Regions from separate parts of the Homo sapiens genome. Here all the other regions are linked to region 1. A link is a contact called in ENCODE Hi-C or POLR2A ChIA-PET data. All regions are on one chromosome and are shown on one strand. Each heading gives the region's core, a stretch centred on a gene start or an enhancer-like site at or near the end of the contact. The rest is flanking DNA. Distances are from core to core; before and after follow the strand shown.

Region 1 (4,310 bases), core at 1,257-3,756:
TTTTTTTCTAAATTTTGTTCCAGAAAGATTATTCCGCAGTGTCAAGACAGCAATAAAAACGACAAATATAGCATGTTCTCACTCATACATGGGAGCTTAAAAAGTTGATCTCATCGAAGGGGTTGTCAGAGGTGGGGGAGGGTGGGGAGGTGAGGAGATGAAGAGAGATTGGTTAATGGGTAAAAACATACAGTTATAATAGACAGAAAGAATAATTTCCAGTATTTGATAGCACAGCAGGGTGGCTACAGTTAACAACAATATATTACATATTTTAAAATAGCAAAAAAAGAAGATTTGAAACATTCCCAACATGAAGAAATGATAAATGTTTGAGATGACAGATATCCTAAATAGCCTGATTTAATCATTATACACTGTATGCATGGATCCAGAGATCACATGGATTCCATAAATATGTACACATATTATGTTTTAATTTTGTAAAGATAGCAATAAAATAATTTGTCTACGGATTTATGCATGAGCACTGTAAAAATTTAGTATGCATTCTGACACTAAATGGGAGATACAGAAAGGAAAGTAGATTAACAAACACGGCCAAAGTACTAAAACAACACACATGGAAATTATTTAATGACAGAGTGTGTGGGAACAGCAAGTCTCAGTCAGATATTCCTGCTTAAGAGCCTCTGGAAGAACTTACATCAGACGCAAAGATCAGTGTTAGCGCCTCTCCCAGGGAGCTACAAGAAGGCTGAAAGCTGCAAATCATGTTTAAGAGGATGCCGATATCCTCTTAGAAATGAAGCACCAAAGAACCTCAGATTCTAAGGGTTAGAGGCCAACCTTTAATCTCCCTTATTGTTCTCCTCACTCCAAAAGCTGATCCTAAATCAACTTTTAAGATGGAGATAATATCATTCAAAAGAGAGATCACTATCCTAATGCTGAATGGCTTCATTAGCTAAAGTCAACATACACATCAGTGGGTCTTATGATTGTAAAACCCTAGAGGACTGAAAGCACTAGCATACTGTAAACCCTCAAGAAGTCAGAATTTGTGATACACACATAGTGTTGTGCTGAAGTTTATGTTTACTTAGCAAACCCCTATTTCATAAATAATGAAGTTTAATTGTGTAAACAAAGATTATGATGCGGATATATTAAAACACTTAGGAGGAGAACTTATCAGGCCTTTCAGAGACACCTATTTACATATGGAGGAGAAAATAAATGTTTGCTGAATAAATTACGTAATGAATATAGATAATTAATGTGCTAATTACAAATCAGTAATGTTTGTTATAACAAATAACCTAAAAGTTTCTAGGATATGACATTATAAGTTAAGAATGAATGAATGAAGTATATTAAATTTACCTTGGTTTTGAACTGTTCTAGAAAGATAATTTTCATCTTTGTTTTAATGTTTGAAATTCAGATTTTTCAAAATATCTATCTGGGCTTTTGAAGGTTCTAATGTGGTTCTCCTTTGACAGCCCTTAGCATAATATTACCTATCATGAGGTACTAAATAAATATTTTCTGACAGCTGACTCTACTGCCCTACTCCTAAGAAGGATGAAAATATACCATTGAACTTGAACTCAGAGAAGTACAAATTTAAGCAAATAATTTAATAAGCCTCCTAACTGGAGCACCATAAGCCTTTCCGCTAAAGAAGAGTATGGGGAAGACACACACACCCCTTCAGATAACCCCTGTCTTACCTGATGCTACAAAGTGCTACTGGTAAGTCAGGCATATTTCTTCCCAAATTAAAAGTGAAAACTTTCAAATGTTGGATACCTTTGGATATCACATATTGATCTGGAAAAACACATTAAGGTACACTGCCTTGGACAATCTCCTTGCCCATCGAATACACACCCTGGGGCTACCAGAATACAGGATATTTGTGTTTCTTCTCCTACACTGCCACCATGTAAAAAGACCCATGAGAGAAGTCTTTTGGGCATACATTTATCCACTCTAGAATTATACCAGAAAGGATAAACTACTTAAGATCTTAAACGTTCATATGTATCACTCCCTGCTATACATGCTATTTGCACTGTTCACTTTAGAAATGTGAGCTATTTGAGGAACTACGGTTCAAAAGACAGTCAGTGATAGCGTGAAGATTCCTTTACTGAACAACAAGACTCTAAAACACTGCTTATTCTTATCCTCAGTAACTCGATTACTCTTTGTTCTTTCTGGATCATCATAATTCTTATTCATGACCTCTAAATATGACCCAAATGAGAAACACAACTTAGGCAGGTATCAGAGTGTGACTACATCATCTGAATAACATCACTCCGAAGTGTGATGCATTCTATCAAAATGTCAGGTGAAAATATACCCTTCAAAGTTACATAAATAAGCTAAATCAGTGAAGGGAGTATGAAGAAAGGAGTCACCTTCTTTAACATAATTAGTACATATAGATCTGCATCTTGGATATGTTTGTACATGCTAGTAATAAGTAAAAGAGTTAATCAAGGTAACGTCCCCTTTGCTTAGGTAGCCTGCCAGGTGAGCTTAGCCTAGAAAAATCTGATCCAGCCTGCTAAGAATGGTGTCTCAGGTGAAGTGGCCAGTTAAAACAATTGGACATTGTTTTGGATAACAATGCTTTCTATCTATATCCAACTACAATCTGCAAAGTTAATTTCTGCATCCCTCTACACTCTGCACGTTAGTGTGTATATCCTGTGCATCTCCAACCCCCACCAAAATGTTAGTAAAATGAAAAAGCACTTATCTACAGGAAACTTATGTGGGTTATCATAACAACATAGAGTACATTTAATTAATCACACTTCCTTTGATATAAATGGCCATCTATGGTCATGCAGAGAACAGTGAATTAAATGAATACCAATAACATGGCAATCAGAAAAACCCCAAAATTATTTTTGTACAACAAAAAGTTTTGATGATTTGAATGCAAACATTTTAGAAAATCAAGCAAAATATATTGTTATTTCATCAAAGGTTTTAAGATTTTAATTCAAATTTTCCTAATATGTGGTCACTCTTTATACTACATTTAAGGTTCAAAATATAAAGTATTTTAAATCATACTGCATGCTTAAGTAGTAACAAAACAATTTACTTACTTCTGGATACTCTTACAAGTTCTGATACATTGAAGACTCCAGATTTTACAAAACTATCCTCAAGGTAACCTGAAAATAAATATTAAAGGAAAAATGATCAATATAAGCAGAAAGTAAAATAAATGATTATACACTAGAATTTAAGTGTTTTAAAGCCAATGGTTTGAACAAAAACCAAATATGCTTACAATAAGGACTTTAAAAAATGACTCTTAGGAATGCAAATTAGGTTTGTTTAAACAAAAATAAAAAGTTTAGATACCAAATAATCTCTTAGGAAAATTTTTTCTTCCCTTTCTAAAAGTACAGGTTTATTGATGCGGTTTGATTTGCCATGGCCCATGCATACAGAATGGTCTGTGGGCTCTCAGTGAATGCTTTTGACTCGGTAGCACCTGGTAGACTAAAGCGAAAAATGAAAGAAAGAAAAAGGAAACCACAACCACAATTAGCACCTTGCTGGAATAATGTCAAAGATCTCTTAAAGCCACCGTTCTTTTGTAAACCCTTCTCTGATGAAAGAAAAGTGAACTGCTGTTACCAGCACCCCGACCCTTGTTCCAGGGTCACTAATAACATAAAAAGCAGAACTTGTATATACAGCAAATACAGAACTTTGCGTTGACCTATTTCTGGGCATCTTTAATATACGTTGCACGATTTCACTGCTTTCCTCACCCTTGCTACTATTCCACTGGACTCCTTTTATTTCAAGAATTAGACAACTTTTCTGGCAAATGGTGGTGAATCCAGGCCTCTGGGAATGCCACATGACCCTTAAGTCACACCGGGGCAGGGTCCACAGTGGCCATGGAGCCTGCTTGCTAGCTGGTCTATGTCCAAAACTAGAGATGAGAACTCCCACAAACAACAGTAACCCTGCACCCAGCCCACCCCATTCTCATCTATGTTAAGGGGGTGTAATGAGTGTGAGGAATACCTTAGCAGGGGAGGTTATGGCCTACTTGCTTCTGTCCTAGGGTGAGAATAAGTTTGAAAATCCTCAGAATTGAAATACATCTGAGAAACAAACAAACAAAACTAGATTCTAAGAACTGGCAATTTGACTGGATTTTACATAAAGCTTCAGGGCTGACCAAGGAATTAGATGCAGTTCAGAGATGTGAAGCATGGGTAGTGCAGCAACATGGAGCACTGAAATCAAAGAGCTGGGATTTGAATCCTAGCCACAGATGACCAGTTATGAAATCTTGG
Region 2 (4,483 bases), core at 1,484-3,983, 59 kb before region 1:
AATAGTACTTGATAAATATACCAGTTGCTAGCACTTATATAATGTGTATTATTTGCCAGGTACTGTTCTACATGCTTGACCTACCTTAAAACTTTTAATCCTCATAACAAATCTATGAGAAAGACCATTATTATCCTGATTTTACAGATGAGGAAACTGAAGCGAGGAAGTTAAGTGTCTTGCCCAACTCGTATTGCTATTAAATTGTAGAAGGCAGGATTTGAATTCGAGCAATGTCATTCTAGGATCTGTATTTCTACCCACTAAACTTTTCTCATCTCCCCTTCCTGTGAAGCATAGTTTACTTTTCTCACTGGACTAGAAGTTATATTATCACTGAATTATGCAAGAGACTTTGTGAATTGAGGTTCATATCACAATGAAATTCCTGTGGAAGTATAATTCTTGAGCCCAAAATTCAGCACAAATAACTGTGCTTTATTCCTCCAATTCCAGTTGCTTTTCAGCTGAATGCAGTATTTGCTTTTGTCTTACATATGTGCAGATGTGGCTGTATGTCAATAATTTGTTTGTTGAGTTCCACTTCAGATGAGGCTAGCCTGGAAGTGAAATACACAAAGTGTTTTATACAGGTCTTGGGTTTCTTCGATTTATTTTCACCGTTTTTAGGGATCATTATTGCCGTCGGAATGATCCTCTTTGCATGCAAGATGATTCCTAATGATTATTACTATTTGTAATAATCTGTATCAGAAAGCTCCCTGGCTAGCTCTTACCTGAACTGCAAAGTACTCTTGTGGGCTCTCTGGGAAACACCAAATATCATAAACTGCAGGTGGCTCATGGAATTATTCTAACTGCAAGCAATAGGACTTCACAGTAATGAAAGAGAAACATATTTGTTTCTTAACTAAGTAGGTAAATAGCCTTCTTTATTGCTACTCCTTGGGGACCAACGGTTTTGAAAATAGCATATCAAAATGGTAGCCCATCAAACCTCATTAATTTATATTCAATTGATTCAGAAGTTTTTTGTTCTTAGGGCACAGTGGATTGAATGTTAACTTTACCATGCGTGAGTGCTAGCACTTTCTAAGTAAAATAATAGCATCTACCATTGAAATATTTTATCTAATAAAGAGCACAGGGCAAGAAAAAGCCACTCCATATGGGAGCACTGCCACTAAATATTAAATGTGTTCCTTATAATTACTGCACTCGTTTAGTAAAAAACTCTTACATAATACTTGAAGCCTTCGATATAGCAACCTACACTTAAATAAAAACTTCCTTAAAATGTTCGGTTTAAACATAAATAAGAAAAAAGCTCTTCCTCAATTGGCCAAATTAAGGACTTATAAAAAAATTGTTTGATCTTTTTCAAATTTTAGAACTGAAAATGAAAGATGAAAAATTATTATGAAGATGACTAATTATAAATAAATTACAGTACACACATGCATACATATATAAGAACTCAGGTAGCTGTGGGAGGTTTTAGCCAATTAAAAATTATACAATTATCAGGCTCAGAGCAATTATTTTATCTCCTCCCACAGACCACAGCACAGTGGAGAAGCCCACATGTTGATTTCCAGCCTCTTTCTGTCTGTATTCCTCTCTACCCTGGGCTTCTTTTCAATGCTATTGTTAAAAGTGGTACTGCTCCTCTTATTTGCATATGTGATGCTTTAACAGCAGATAAAATTCTCTACAAAAATGGTGCTTCAAAATAGTGCCTTTCACTAGAGAAAATCACCCAAGGCATACTAAATCAAATAGAAATATAAGTTTTATACAAAGCAAAAAGAGATTCTTTTATAAATGATTTTCAGTTAAAAGCAAAAATCAGCATTATTTGCACAATTTTACCTCTTAAAGGTGAAACTTACTTGTATCAGAATGCTGAAGCATAAAATTACAAATGATTAAAGAACTGAACACATTTTAATATCATGCTTGCTACTCTGTTCACAAGGGCAAAAGATCTTACATGGGCAAAAGATCTTCCTGTGTGTGAAACAAAGTGAGCAAGAGAGAATAATTGTAACTTTCTGCAATTTCAGAATATTCAAAATTCGTGTTCTTCAATTACTTGACCTTAAGATTTTGCCATTTCTTTTATCATTTATTATGTTTATTATGATATTTATTCATTCATAGTCTTTGTTATTTAAGTAAATATGACTAAAAAAATCATCATATCCCTACTAACAGCACTAGCAAAAATGAGAACCAAAAAGGTAAGCTAATAAATGGTGCACTGGCTGTCGAGGGAACTGATTTCTTACGGACGAACTACATCTGTAAATATGGCACTTTACATAAAACATATTCAAATAAAGTAGGGGTTTAATATACTTCCTTTCACTACAAAGGGTTAATCAGCAAGGTTTACATTTGGGAATTTTCAGAATCACGCTCCTCCCTCTCCAGTAGCGCTGCCAAAAATCATCGACAGGAAACGTAAGATTAAGTTTGTCCTACCTAAGCGAACAAAGAGTGCTCTGAACAGGCCACCGGTTTACTGCAGAGCGGGAACTTTTCTAATCCTGCTGGAATCTGCAGTCCTGCTCAGAAAATATCACGGAAAAAAGTTGTTTTCTTTCCTCTAACATCTTGTCTCAGGATCATCTCATTTTGGTCACACTGCAGATCCTGCTGCTTCTCCCATAAAGGTTAACTTAAAGCTCCAAACATAATCATGTGGAAAATGGACATTATTGATTCCTATGGTCCATTGTTCCCCCAACCTAAGTCCCTGAAGTTCAAGTTCAATCTGGAATTACATCATGTCTGGTTTCTCCTGGTTACCAGACGGCTTGAGACGTGACCACAGCTACAGAAAAAACAAACAGCCTTCTTCACGCTTCGGCTCCCCTATCGATTCAAACGTAAACTTTTTTTCTTTCTCTCAAGTACGCTTCAAGTATGGAGCATGGTTAATTTAGAGATTAAGTTCCAAATTAGATTATCTAATGGCATCTTAATGGATTGCTGACCCATTTCCTGTGGGATGGCAGCATGCAAGTCTGGCTGGAATACAATTAATTTCTTAGGAAGTGTTCTGAAGAGTTTGCCTAGATAAAAAGGAAATGTCGTGTTGTACAAATCTTTCTTTATAAATGGAGAAAGTTAGGCAAAACTACGACAAATCCCAACATATTATTCAAAAGCCAGACCACAGATGTTGTGCGTCCGTGAAAACCATATCAAGATCATTTTTAAGAATGGTAATGTTTTTATTTTTGATTTCATAACAGGTGCAAATAATTTTGATGAGAATAGAGTAATTCCTTTAAAAAGAATATTCATATACAAAGACAAAAGTAGTTAGCAGCCCCTTTACCAAACAATGATCATGTGAAATTTTGGTTTTTGCAATTCTCCACCTTGAACCAAAGATTCTTCCATTCATCTACCATATCAGCATTTCTATCATAGTCCCAGAGTGGTGCTAGGGGCCCAGAATGGTGTATAAAAAGTTGAGGATTTGAACACACTTTAGAGCTGACAGCTGAAAAGGAAATTCAGCACTCGGAGAATAAAGCTCCCCCCAGGAACTCCAGGAACAACCCAGCTGTTGTACTGTAGTTATGTGTCAAGATAACAAACTGAGAGCAGGAAATGCTAACCTAGTGAATTCGCGGGGATGTTCTAAGTGTAATGTTGAAATAAAAGTTAACTCTTTATATTACCTAAGGACATACTGCCCTTATCATACGTATGCCACATATATGTGGAGATATACACACACACTACATACACACACACATATAGATGCATACACACACAAACACATATATGTAATACAAACATATGGTTTGCAACCCATTATTGAAAGTTATTTTTTGTTTAAATATTCATTCTTTTGAGAGCATACATTTTACAAAGAAAATGTTATGAACAAAGCAAGGAAAATGGCTGAGGTGAGTGTTATGCAAATTAAGTTACATGGATAAAATGAGAGCTATTACCCCCCCACACTTTTTTTTTCTTTCTTTCTTTTTTCTTTTTTTTTTTTTTTTTTGCCCTCCCTCTCCTGACCAACCAGATCCAAATAACCTTTACTGGCTGCTAAATTTCTCTTGAGAAATCAAGCAACTCTCTAGAATTGCAGTAATAAACGACAATTTCTTAGAAAAACATGTGTAAAGTAACTACAGAATGAAGTATTCAACCCACAGAAAGGAACTGCTAACACATGTAACACGGAAAATAGCTGATAAAAGTCTCTTTGGTGCCATTCAATTATGGCATCCGCAGAAACACAAAAATCCTCCCAATTATTTTAGTAAAATCTTCATTTATTCATTATTTCAGAGGCTGAGCAAATGGTTTGTGTAAACATATCCTTTGGTAACACGCGCATGTTTATTTTAGCCATCTGAAGACTTCTTCTATGTTTACATAAGCCATCAGACACATACAACCACTCACTTGTGGCTTTGCGTTTTCTTGAAAGGGGTGAAGGGAGAGAAGAGAGAATGAAACAATAAATTCAGTTTCTCTTTTGCATAAA
Region 3 (4,717 bases), core at 248-2,747, 57 kb after region 1:
TGTTTTAATTTGTTTTGAATTTTTACTGGAAAAAAACAGAAAGAAAATTTTTAACTTTCAAATGTAAACATTCATCACTGAGTCCTAAAAAAACTTCCCATTTCAAATTTCATTTGTGTCAGTGCTAATATGTATCAAAATAGCCGCATCTCTTGTACACTGTGGATTTTCTGGGAAGTTACTCACCTTTGATTATAGGAAAGTAAAGGAAAGTCTAATTAATAGGTTGAAACCGTACTGAATTTCTGCTTCTCTGTATACATGATCATTTTTGTCTCTGTTTGGACTGAAAGCCAGATACTCAACAATCATTCCCTAAAAATTTAAAGTATTAATTACATACATGTATTTGTACAATGTTAAGTATCACTGCAACCTGGAAAAACTTGCGGTAAAATTAAAATTTTTCATTTCAAAACAACAGTGCTCTTAGCTTAATCCTCTACAATATTGTATTCAAAAATAGTTTTTCTGTGTGATTAACAGTAATATTACCTGGGCTATTTTTAAAATCTGGAATTAGAATTCAATTTTAAAAACTGCACTCAAAAAACATCCTGGATTCAGATATGAATGGACCTGGGAAGTTTCTTAAAAGAAATACATTTTATCCTAGATCGATAGTAAGAAACAGCAAGGAAATGCACAGAAACAGGATATAGGGAATACATAAATTGGGTCTACACTGGTTAAGAAACAAAGTTAAAAAAATAATTCTACTCACTTTAAAATGACACTGTGCTGAAAAATAATGAGAATAGATAAAAGCTTTGACCACTCCCATTGTCTACCTTAAAAAAATACTAGTATAGTTACTCAAGGCACGGAACTGGACAAACTGCAATTTGAATCCAGAAGACAGAATCCAGAGCCAGGGACAAAACAAGTCAAAGGAGTTGGTGACCAGGGCAATGGCCAGAAGTTTACCCGTTTATATCAGATTCTGTGCCATCCACCCTGCGGGGCCGTCTGAGCTGTGCTTCCCCAGCTGGTGGGCCCCTCCACGTCAGCCCTCTCGTAGACTCCAAAAGGAAATCAGAGTTGAACAGTATAGCATATTGTTATTAAAAGTGATTTGAGTTGTGACATGAATATTGTACTTTCAATAAAGGAGGTATACACTTTAGAAAGCTCTTCAGCCTCTAGAAAGAATAGACATTTAAAAGATTAAAGCGTTTAAAGAATGATCTCTCCACTGACCAGAATACCCACATCAAAATAATGTACCACTGGGTTTTATTGGTAGCTGCAATTTAGCCCATATGAAATGGAATATGGCCTTAGTGTTAATGCAAATACGTTGCCATTTATCATAAAATAAGTGTCATCTCTAAAGGTAACTGGACTTTCCTTAAAAATGAACCATTCTAACATGAAAGAGGCATAAATTAATAAATCCCTGAGAAAGCCTAGCCTACGGCTGTAAGGAACATCTAACTGCTTAACTGGGCAACCAAAAGACTCATACAAATAATTAGAATACTTATTTCCAATTGATGAAAGCAAAACTACTCCAATTCACATTAAGGTTGATGAGTCACATAAACCACTCACTGACTTAATTTTACTTAGAAATTGCTCATGCACTTTTGTTGCTTTCCTGGAAGGTTATACAAATGATTATATACTCATTTAATTATTAAACTGAATGATCTCCTTAAGGGCAACATTAAACATACTAAAGTACAGTACACCATGTCACAATGTGCTTAAGTATCCCTACTAAAAATAAAAATTAAAACAAGGTTAGAAAACAACTAACAACTAGGTTAAATTCAATCCAAAATATAGATTTGGGAATTTCTAATAAAATTGTCCATATTGTTTGAATGGGTTCACCACTGAGTAATAGTGTGAATAATTTAGGTAATCATCTCAAAAGGTTATAATTCCTCTGGGAAAAAAAAAAAACATGTTTAAAACTCTACACTTACAATATTTCACATAATATAATTAATAAATGTTTGCTAGATGATTGGATTTAAGTTATATGATAAAAAAATACTGCTCACACTTATAATGCTTTAAATGCTTTACAACTTACAAAACACTTTCACATAAGCCACCTTACGCTAACAACTGTGTTAGGTAGATATTACTATCCCCATTTCATAGATAAGGAAATTGAGGCTCACAGAGATTAAATGTTTTACCCAAGGTCATAGCCCTAGTAAATTCACTGCTTAGAGAATAATTAGCTTAAGTTAAGATAACAGCTACTTCCTGCTTCCCCATTCCAGTCTCAGAGACACACAAACACAATATGCATCACATATAAAATGTGATAAAATCAAAAATTATACATCAATCATGTTTATGCACTACATTATTTGCCTATTTCCATTCGTATTTTTGTAAGCGCTGTTTCTGAAAGGTAATATAGCATATAATTACACCTTTCTTTTTAAAATGCTATGATAATCTTCTCACTGCCTGGGAAGTTTCCATGGCAGAAAGACTGGGCACAGTCAGGTAACTGGTATTTCTTGATTACCATCCACCAGTAGGTTGATCTTTGGAAAGTTACTTATCTTTGGAAAGTTACCTATCCACCAGCAGGTTGATCTTTGGAAAGTTAACGCGGGCCCCCAGGTTCCTTGTTAGTCACATAAGGGATCTGTAATAAACACTTCCTAAGTCAGGTCCACCATCCATTCTCCACAGCAGTGGTTCTTAAGCTTTAACATGCACAAGAATCACCCAGAGAGCTTGTCCTAACAGAGTTTCTGGCCCATCCTCAGAGATCTGATTTAATAGGTCCAGATAGGGCCCATGAATCTGCATTTCCCAGAAGCTCACAGGTCAGACCAGTGCTGCTGGTCGTGGGACCAAACTTTGGGAACCACTGCTACACAGTAACATGGGAAACCGAAATACTTCAGAAAATGAAAGTCTGATGTAGCTTCTCTCCAGAAGCCTTCAGTGGTTTCCCCATAGCCCTTAGCATAAAGTCCAAAGTGCTAAATGAATAACAGTATGTGGACACCCAGGTCTCCACCCAGATGCATTGCTCAGGATCTCTTTCTGGGCCTTTCCTGATACCCCAAGCTGCTGGGCTGAGTTTTATGTCCCTCATCTGTGCTCTTAGGAAAATGTGTTCCCTGTGTCCTAAAACTGTAAGGAACTGTTATCACATGCTTCCTTGCCTCTGTTCTCAACATTCCAGAAGTGGTTTGTAAACATACCCCCAACTCCCACTGCTCCAAATTTAAGGGGGGAAGAGTCCCCTCATTTCACCTCACATCATTTTACTTAAGAATCGATGCCACCTTCGGGCTATGCATCAGGTCTCGTTTCCAATATTTCTAGCAGAGCCCTCCTCAACCCTTCTTTATTACTCCCCACTCTGCTCCCCAAATAGGCCACATCCTAGCCCCCCATTAATTCCCCTTCCTGAAGAAGCGACAGAGATAAGGAAAGCCCAAAGAGAGAACCTGCACTTCTCTGAGCACATCCCTGAATGAGGCACCAACTTCCCCTTCCCCACCAGCCTGCTCTTCTCCTCACAGGTCCTGAGCATGCTCAAGGATCTCAAAGCACACAGGGCCAGTGTCAGGAGCATGGACCCATGCAGTCACATAGAGCCCCACTTACGTGGTCCCCATGCTTGGCTTCATGCTCTTCTGTCACCATCTTGAAACTCTTAATTTTTGAACAAGAGGCCCACACATTAGGGAGCTGGTCCTGAAGGCAAATTATGGAACTGGATACATCTCAGCTCCTCAGCAAGCACACATTACCACATCCCATTTTCACCCACACTATCTCAGCAGCACAGCTCCCAGCAGCCTAACAGAAAAGTCACGCTTTCCTCTAAGAAACTGCCATACTTCCTTCCTTCAGAGTAAAACAAAATCATATTATGGATTGTATCATGCTTTTTACATAACTACCAGGAAACTTTTTAAACACATGATGCTAATTTAGCAGCCAACATTTTTGAACTTCATGGTCTATAAATTTGTACTGTTTCCCATATTTTCAGTCTCTGTTTCTATTTTCTTGGTCCTGACTCTCTTTTCCATTGGAAATTCATCATTTATTTTACTGAATATGAATATCCTGCTGAGAGCTGTTTATCCCACAGTCCAGTACACACAGGAAGGAGGCACACACAGTGCAGAGAGCCATCCTATACAATTGGAATTTAAAGAGATCTGACTTCATAAAGTACGTGTATACACATGCATACCTATGCTTCCATGCCCATTAAGAAAATGTGGAAACAAGAAATTTAGGCTTGGGAGCAACGGCCAAAGGAGAAACAAGGAGAAGGAAGAGATTTACTTTTCACTTTTACCTGTATATAGTATTTAATTATTTTCTGTAAGTATATTACTTATAATTTTTCAAAGTAAATAGCTCAGTAAAATGATCTTCTGTCAAGCTCAACAATTGGGTGCTTAGCAGAGCAAGAAATGGAAAAATAATGGCTAAAGCAGCTTTTACGTAATCTCCAAAGACATCAACTTTCACATCAGTTTCTCATAGACTGTCCAGCATATTGGAACCGAAGAAAAAGAGCAGGCATAAATACTCAGAACAATAAACTTGAAAAATGTAACCTCTGGTATACATTTAATGGTATTAAATGAAAAGCAGTGAAAATGAAAACCTTAAACATCTGCATATACTAAGACTATGTTAAGAAGAAACGATTATTAAAAGTTAACTAATAAATAAGTAAAAGTTTGAGTATTTGGGGGTGAAAAATTGT

Evidence for each region. A loop is a pair of places that touch in the nucleus more often than their neighbours do. ChIA-PET counts read pairs that join two places held with the same protein, here RNA polymerase II (POLR2A). Pooled maps may share reads with other maps.
Region 2: a map of endothelial cell of umbilical vein shows a loop between it and region 1 (5-fold over the local background). The contact joins two enhancer-like sites. A Hi-C loop is called at or near these places in 4 of 168 maps with a recorded cell type or tissue (Jurkat, cardiac septum, endothelial cell of umbilical vein and 1 more), 1 of 37 single-sample maps with no recorded cell type and 5 of 50 pooled maps. POLR2A ChIA-PET finds 5 or more read pairs at or near these places in 4 of 52 experiments (A549, OCI-LY7, activated B cell and 1 more).
Region 3: a loop to region 1 is called in a map of endothelial cell of umbilical vein, with 3 times the contacts of the local background. The contact joins two enhancer-like sites. A Hi-C loop is called at or near these places in 7 of 168 maps with a recorded cell type or tissue (CD8-positive, alpha-beta T cell, K562, endothelial cell of umbilical vein and 4 more), 5 of 37 single-sample maps with no recorded cell type and 3 of 50 pooled maps. POLR2A ChIA-PET finds 5 or more read pairs at or near these places in 1 of 52 experiments (OCI-LY7).

The regions. Positions count from the first base shown.
Region 1 is chr9:14,152,730-14,157,039 of GRCh38, forward strand. NFIB (nuclear factor I B) reads right to left here. Exons shown (of 11, transcript NM_001190737.2): 4 at 3,096-3,164. Among named protein-coding and RNA genes, the nearest start is that of NFIB, 160 kb to the right of the region's middle. Within about 2 kb of position 2,507, at least 3 of the 41 ENCODE cell types and tissues checked have a DNase peak (open chromatin) inside an H3K27ac peak, as active enhancers do; they include endothelial cell of umbilical vein, where a contact is called at or near this core.
Region 2 is chr9:14,093,903-14,098,385 of GRCh38, forward strand. All of the region lies in intron 10 of NFIB (nuclear factor I B), which reads right to left. Among named protein-coding and RNA genes, the nearest start is that of LINC00583, 170 kb to the left of the region's middle. Within about 2 kb of position 2,734, at least 13 of the 41 ENCODE cell types and tissues checked have a DNase peak (open chromatin) inside an H3K27ac peak, as active enhancers do; they include endothelial cell of umbilical vein, where a contact is called at or near this core.
Region 3 is chr9:14,210,739-14,215,455 of GRCh38, forward strand. The region is part of intron 2 of NFIB (nuclear factor I B); the gene reads right to left. Among named protein-coding and RNA genes, the nearest start is that of NFIB, 100 kb to the right of the region's middle. Within about 2 kb of position 1,498, at least 5 of the 41 ENCODE cell types and tissues checked have a DNase peak (open chromatin) inside an H3K27ac peak, as active enhancers do; they include endothelial cell of umbilical vein, where a contact is called at or near this core.